Linked DNA regions of Homo sapiens: all the other regions are linked to region 1. A link is an interaction called in ENCODE POLR2A ChIA-PET data of the cell type or tissue named here. Cell type or tissue: Panc1. All regions are shown on one strand.

Region 1 (2,500 bases):
CCATGCCTTTTTGCCTATTAATCCGCCTCACGTCAGTGATTTTTCAGAGACCCTTTAGAAGACCGAGTGCCTTGGCAGTGACTCACAACTACATGGAACATAACTAAAAAACTTGGAGCAGCCACATTATTCAGTAATACCTACTGTGACAGCAGAACGTCTGTGCAAGTCAGTTATAGAATCATCTAAGTATTCAGACACTGCTTTCCTAGGAAATGTTAAACTCCTTGAGGCAGGCTGGCTTCCTCACCACCTTGTGCACTGCTGCTCCCACACCACAGTGACTAGCAGCACATAATGGTTTGAATTAAAGCTGAAGTAAAAAATATCCAGGTCCAGGCACTGGGAACACACTGTCAGACCTACTTTTGATAAGGTCGACGCTTAGGAAACACTGGAGGAACAAGAGAATAAGGGAGCCCCCTCCCAGTTCTAAGTCAATGGTTGTCAACCATGGCTGCATATCTGAACTACCTGGGGAGCTCTGGAAAGTCCTTGGCCCCCACCCACCGATGTTATTCATGACTCGGAGACCTTCATTTAATGAGTCTGGGGTGAAGCCCTGGCATCTGTATATTTTAAAAGCCCACTAGGTGATTCTAACGTGCAGTCTGAACTGAGAACCACTGACTTAACATTCCATTCTCTATAATTTAGACTCTAAGTACTCATTTTCTGTATGTCCTGGGGGGCTCTCTCTGTCATGCTGCTTTTCTTACAGAAATCCTCTGCAGGGCCGAAGGTAGAAAACACCCATGTCTGGCTGCTGCTCTCTGAGCCTGCCCTGTGACATTAAACAGAGGTTAAGTGTTGAGTGAAGATGCAGGTAAGCACAGTTGAGGAAGAGGGGCCCAGAGACAGACAGACCAGCTCTGCTACTGGAGGGACACTTCGTAACACTCAGCTATTTGGGTCTCACTTTGGGAACTGTAAAATGGAGGTAACACAACGGCCCCAAACATTGTGGTTGTATTTAATAAGCCCCTACATAGCAATTATCACGTGCCAGGCACCCTTTAATTGCTTTACAGACATTACCTCTAAGAAGGTGTGTATTATCATTACCCTGTCTTACAACTGAGGAAACACACACAGAAAAGTAACGGTATTTGCCTGAGGTCACATGTTGGCAGAGCTGGGATTCAAACCCAAGCAGCTCCGGCTCCAGGATTAGGTTGAGAAGCTCCTATCATGAATATTAGAAATCCAGCACAAACAGAAAAACCAGAGGACCCCTCCCCAAGCATCTGTAACAGAAGTGGTATCCTGGGGGTCAAGTCACTGTGTAAGACTCCATTGTCTAACACAACTTAATCTTACTTAATATTCTGACACCTTAAGATGGATGGATGTCTGTGTGTCTGAGTATCACACGCATGTACATACATACACACACACACACGCACACACACACACACACCCCACCTTCCTTAGGCTGCCCTGATATGCTGAGTTCACAACTGCTGCCTGCCTGCTATGACCCACCATCACTGCCACAGATATTACTAGAACATTCTATTAAAACAGTGCAGATATGTTTATCCTTTAAGAGCAGAAAAACAAACTAAATCCTGCACTGAATAAAATACTCACTTCCTATAATATCATTCATTCCTTCATTTATCCATCCCCAAATACTTATTGAGCACCTACTGATAGCAGCCATTCCTGCCTTCAAAGAATTTCACGCCTAGTGAGGGAAATAAACAGGTTTGGGGCAATGCCAATGCACTACAAGGCAATTTCAATACTAGGGTTCGAAGTGTCAAGATGGAAAAGGTACAGAACACTTTGAAGAATCAGGAAAGGTCTCTTGAAATTAGAGCTATCTAAATTGCAATCTCAAGAATGATGATGTAAGGCTGGGCGGGGTGGCTCACACCTGTAATCCCAACACTTTGGGAGGCCCAGGCGGGTATATCATTTGAGGTCAGGAGTTCGAGACCAGCCTGGCCAACATGGTAAAACCCCATCTCTACTAAAAATACAACAATTAGTCAGGCATGGTGGCGGGCAGCTGTAATCCCAGCTACTCAGGAGGCTGAGGCAGGAGAATTGTTTGAACCGAGGAGGTAGAGGTTACAGTGAGCCAAGATCACACACCACTGCACTCCAGCCAGGGCAACAGGGCAAGATTCTGTCTCAAAAAAAAAAAAAAAAAGAAGAAGAAGAAGAAGAATGATGATGTCAGAGAGGAAAGAGTAATGATTAGCTTAATTTGGGGCATACTTTTGAGAGCTTCAGGGACAGAGAAGTCAACAGCCAACTGTCCACATGAATCTGAAACCAGAAAAAAAAATATTCAGAAAACACCAGCTTCTGGATGGTAATTACGAGATTACAAGGCAACAGTTTGTAGAACAACAAGGACAATGGACAACACCCTGACTATCAGTAGCAGTTTATGCCTGGTCAGAGAAACAGAAGCCAGACAGACAAAGGGACAGCCAGAAGGAAAATAAGTAGAAAATATGGGGTCAGGAAAGTAAGGGAAAAGAGG
Region 2 (2,500 bases), 88 kb after region 1:
GTTACTAGGGTTACAGGCATGAGCCACCACACCCAGCAATAATTTGATTTTTCAAAAGGACTTCCAGTATTAAGAAAAGTTGGTTATATTCTATAGTATTTTTCATGTCAATGAATCCACTTAGCTTCACAACCTACTAACATTTATTTAGATTTGACTCAAGTTAATCGGTTGCATATAAGCCACATATTCTTTCCTATGAGGTTTTCACTCTTGACTTCACCAATGCCTTAAGTATTTTCTAAATTTTTTTTTTCCTGAAAGGATTCAAAGTTAGAATAATAGCAGGTTTTTAAATATTGATCCTCTGACCACCTATGTAAGAGTAGTTTGGCTGGGTATAGAATTATTGCATTTGATTCATTCCACTTGAAGGTAACAAGTTTTATTCTAATTGGATACAGAATTGTCTCTGTATTATGACATTCAGAAATCTCATTATAGATAGATACATCTCATTTTTGCTGTTGTTGTTATTAAGGCCTCATATCTTCTAATTTCCTATTTTATTTTGAGAACCATCCGGTCTGCTATTTAATTCCCCCTCTCATCAACTATGCTTTACATTTCCAAGAATCTCACAACTCCTGGACTGAAGCTATATGCCCGCCTAAGCCTCCAGAAGTGCTGGGATTACAGATAGGAGCCACTGCATCTGGCCCACTTTCCAAGAGTCTCAAGCACCCAAAAACCAGGAAGGAAGGCAGCAGCCCTGGCAGCAGCTCTGTTATTTAAGGTTAAGAGCAGGTTCTCATAAACCTACAGTACTCTAAATGTCATCTCTAAATCAGAGGAGTTATGACTTTTGACATAACATCCACTGTCAAGCCCAAAGAATGTGATCCCATCTAAGAGCCAACAGAAAGCTACCTCACTGCCTAGAGATACTCTCTAGCTGTAGACGCTCACGCAATGTAGAAAATGTCCATTCTCCACTAATTTCACTTCAAAATATAATTAGTTTACAGATAGCAGCTCAATACTGAAAACTAAACCTTATATATCAAAACTAATGTCAATCTAAAACTTAGATATTTAAGTCAAAAGGTCTTCTATCAGCAAGTAGCAAAAATTATAAAAATGCAGTTTTAAAAGGCTTTGGTAATTATGAATATCATAATTATTTAGTGACAAATGATAAATTTAACATTGATAACTAGAAGTGAGAGTGCAGGCCAGGCTCGGTGGCTTGCACCTGTAATCCCAGCACTTTGGGAGGCCGAGGAGGGCAGGCGGGTCACTGGAGATCAGGAATTCAAGACCAGCTTGGCCAACATGGTGAAACCCTGTCTCTATTAAAATTACAAAAATTAGCTGGGCGTGGTGGCACACACTTGCAGTCCCAGCTACTCAGGAGGCTCAGGCAGGAGAATCACTTGAACCCAGGAGGCAAATGTTGCAGTGAGACAAGATCACGCCACTGCACTCCAGCCTGGGCCACCAAAAAAAAAAAAAAGGAGAGTACAGATTTGCTGTTAAAAAAAAAAAAATTGATAAAAGCTTTAATTTACTCTTTCTCAACAAAGCTGCTTAAACAGTACAACAATAAAACAATCCAAGTACTAACCTTTAAAAAGAACTGTTCTTACATGGACACAGGGAGGGGAACAACACACACTGGGGCCTATCAGGGAGGTGTGGAAGGACAGAGAGCATCAGGATAAATAGCTAATGCATGTGGGGTTTAATACTTGGTGATGGGTTAATCGGTGCAGCAAACCACCATGGTACATGTTTATCTATGTAACGACTCTGCACACCCTGCCCATGTATCCTGGAACTTAAAATTAAATTTTAAAAAATGTTCTTGAGCTGTCGCAAATTCTTCCATAAAGATTCTCATTATGTTAAAAAAGAATATAATGAGATAACGTTTACTTTCTCTAAAATAACAACTTGCTATAATCCTACTTACTGTTAAGCCACATATCAAGCTCTGTAAAAGACAAAGTAAATCCCAAAATTAAGTAAAATCTTTCCTTAACCCTCCCCCTAAAAGATTAGCACGACTACTTAGAGCTATGATAAAGCAAACAATTAAAAAATGGGCAGGAGGAGTTCATTAGCACCTAACTAGATACCTGATATTTAGGTATCTCTTTCATATACAGTAAAATGATTATTGCTCTGAAAGAAAAATTGGTGAGAAAGGAAAAATCCAAGAACAGAAAGTTGTTGAAACGATCTGAGTTGTAGTTTTCCCTGCTGCTGGCAATCCATCAAACTGTGCAAAATAAATGCTATTGCATCTAACCTTTTAAAATCTTTTCTGTTAAACAACACTTTCAAATTCACCAAGCCAAAAATAAATGGGAAAGTTCCAATGCTAATATGACAATAATGTTAATTCTGCTATAATAGTATCACTACAACTTTTAAATTCAAAGGACACCACATTGAATATTAAGTAGCATTTTATTTTGTTTTTGCTCTGGGGTATGCTTTCCTTTGCACAGAAGTATGGAAAGCTCTCCAGTTTGCCACTGACAAGGAGATTCAA
Region 3 (2,500 bases), 280 kb before region 1:
TCACGGTGCATGCCCTCAAGAACGTAGATCTTAGGAAAACAACAAAATTAATTATCTAATGTTCACTAGAAATGATGGAAGAAAGAGAAGAGGAAAGCAAAGAGGGAGGAGGAAAGGCACATGCAGTTGAGTCTGTGGTGAAGGGGTGAAGGGGTTCAGGACCCATGGCCTCAGGCAATTGCAGGTCAGGATCTGGACATTTTAGGGCATGGAAGTGGGGGGCTGGAATGGTCTGGAGCCAGGCAGTTATGAGAGGCCCAGTTTAAGGTTAATGCAAGGGTTTTTTTTGTTATTTTGTTTTGTTATTTAGGAAGGGGGTCTCGTCCTGTTGCCCAGGCGGGAGTGCAGTGGTGCACTCATAACTCACTGCAGCCTTGAACTCCCGGGTTCAAGCAATCCTCATGCCTCAGCCTCTTGAGTAGCTGGGACTACAGGCATGAACCACTACATCTGGCTAATTTTTTTTTGCATTTTTTGGAAAGACAAACTCTCCCTGTGTTGCCCAGGCTGGTTTCAAACTCCTGGGCTCAGGTGACCCTCCCGCTTCACCCTCCCTAAGCGCTGAGATTACATGCATGAGCCACCATGCCTGACTCCATGCCAGTGTCAAAGCAATGCCAGGTACTGAGGAGCTTTGTTCCATAACTGGCCAAAAGACCCAGAAAAGAATGGCATCCATAGAGCACTCTCCGAACAGATCACCCTTGATTAAGGTCAATTTCACAAACTGATTCTCCTTTCAGAGACAGGAAATTGGATTCCGCTGAGTGGGCACCTGTTGTGAGCCCACTCATCCTTCTCCAATCGTCCTCCCCACCCAAGGGAGCAAGTGGTACCATCCCACTCGGTCTCTGCCTGGGTACTGAGGGGATGAAGGCCAGGCAGCAACCACATCGGCAGCCGCATCCCTCAGGATGGCAGCCTCTGCAGCATCGTGCTATTTTGGGCTCATGACTGATGACCCTGAGGGAACCTTAGAATGACCATCTGCCACGAAGTCAGTCTTTCCTTATGCTCACACCATGATGAGCTGGTCCATATGACATGGCTTCTGCCTCAGCTTCTTGTAAAATACGGAGCCCCGATACCTAAATAATTCAAAACAGTTCCCAAAGATTAAATCTGTTTCCACAACTCCTACTCACTGGCTGTAGTTCCACGAGGCGGATTCATCTAGTCCAGCACAATGTTGCTAGGTTACACTCCTCTTCACCTAAGCTCAGGTTTTGTCTGCCATCTCAGCCCTTAATGGTACAGGTGTTTTTTTTTTTGTTGTTTTTAAACTACCACTTATGTAATATTTACTACATACCAGTCACTGTTCTAAGAGCTTTAAGAGTATTAAATAATTTTTGTCACTCCCCAGGAACTAGGCACTGCTGTTAGACCCAATTTACCGATGAGGATACTGAAGCACAGAGAGGTTAAGTAACTTGCCCAAGGTCACACAGCAAGTGAGTGACGGAGCTGTGATTCAAACCAAGCAGGGTGGCTACCTCTTTGATTACTGTCAAGTTAATTTCTACACACTTTAGCTTCTGCCCCCAAAATGAATATTCCCCTGTCCCAACCTCCCTAGCCCCAAGTTCCACAGCCCAAAAGCAACCACTACCAGACTTGGTTTTGTGTGTGTGTTTTTGGCGACAGTTTCGCTCTTGTTTCCCAGGCAATAGCATGATCTCAGCTCACTGTAACCTCTGCCTCCCGGGTTCAAGCAATTCTCCTGCCTCAGTCTCCCGAGTAGCTGGGATCACAGGCATGCGTCACCATGCCCAGATAATTTTGTATTTTTAGTGAGATGGGGTTTCACCATGTTGGTCAGGGTTATCTCGAACTCCCGACCTCAAGTGATCCACCCACCTCAGCCTCCCAAAGTGCTGGGATTACAGGTGTGACCACCACGCCTGGCCGACTGTTAGACTTTTTAACCATGTGATCTGGTATTTGCCTCTGTGTGGGCCATTCGCTTCTGATTTCTCAGCTCCAAACCCACCTTTCCACACTATTCTCTGCAGACTGGTTTTGCAGGCCCCTTTGCCAGCTGGCTCCTCGTTAGAACCTGCCATTGAGCAGCCACAGGAGACTGGAGGGCGGGAAAAGGGAGAGGGGCTTTACCATGTGTTAAATCCCTCTGTTGAAATACCTAGTATAATTTCTGTTTTCAGATATAAATATCTGAAAGTCCTCTCTCTGAACCCATTCCATTTCTTCAGAGACAGCCCCCTGGCTTCTAAACTGTGACATAAACATCAGTTGCTGGTGTCTGAGGAAGGACGGCAGAAAATAGGATAGTGGCCCCACCATTCAGTCTGCAGACTTCTCCTCTCAGGTCCTCACCTCCCACTCTGCTACACCTGGCATTTGGACTACGGGGTCTTTCTCAACTTCTCCGCTGAATAACTATTTGGTCCTCGGGAAGGGGGAGAGGTGGTGGCAGGAAATGGTGCAGAGTTAGCTGGCGACCATGCTGTGTGTAAACTTCCCACCACTCCTGCCACTT

What was found. ChIA-PET counts read pairs that join two places held together with the same protein. Peaks named below come from ENCODE experiments on the same cell type or tissue, not always from the same donor. Only the 100,000 strongest peaks of a DNase experiment are listed, where the experiment ranks them.
Region 2: POLR2A ChIA-PET joins it to region 1 with 5 read pairs; 2 of 35 experiments call an interaction of 5 or more read pairs at or near these places.
Region 3: POLR2A ChIA-PET joins it to region 1 with 5 read pairs; 2 of 35 experiments call an interaction of 5 or more read pairs at or near these places.

What each region holds. Positions count from the first base shown.
Region 1 is chr7:3,507,988-3,510,487 of GRCh38, reverse strand. All of the region lies in intron 1 of SDK1 (sidekick cell adhesion molecule 1), which reads right to left. Among named protein-coding and RNA genes, the nearest start is that of SDK1-AS1, 160 kb to the right of the region's middle. In Panc1, no CTCF peak of the experiment used is centred here; no DNase peak of the experiment used is centred here; H3K27ac peaks cover 884 bases.
Region 2 is chr7:3,420,049-3,422,548 of GRCh38, reverse strand. The region is part of intron 1 of SDK1 (sidekick cell adhesion molecule 1); the gene reads right to left. LOC124901577 (a long non-coding RNA gene) reads right to left here. Exons shown (of 2, transcript XR_007060196.1): 1 at 1-2,500. Among named protein-coding and RNA genes, the nearest start is that of SDK1-AS1, 69 kb to the right of the region's middle. In Panc1, no CTCF peak of the experiment used is centred here; no DNase peak of the experiment used is centred here.
Region 3 is chr7:3,789,937-3,792,436 of GRCh38, reverse strand. The region is part of intron 4 of SDK1 (sidekick cell adhesion molecule 1); the gene reads right to left. Among named protein-coding and RNA genes, the nearest start is that of SDK1-AS1, 440 kb to the right of the region's middle. In Panc1, no CTCF peak of the experiment used is centred here; no DNase peak of the experiment used is centred here.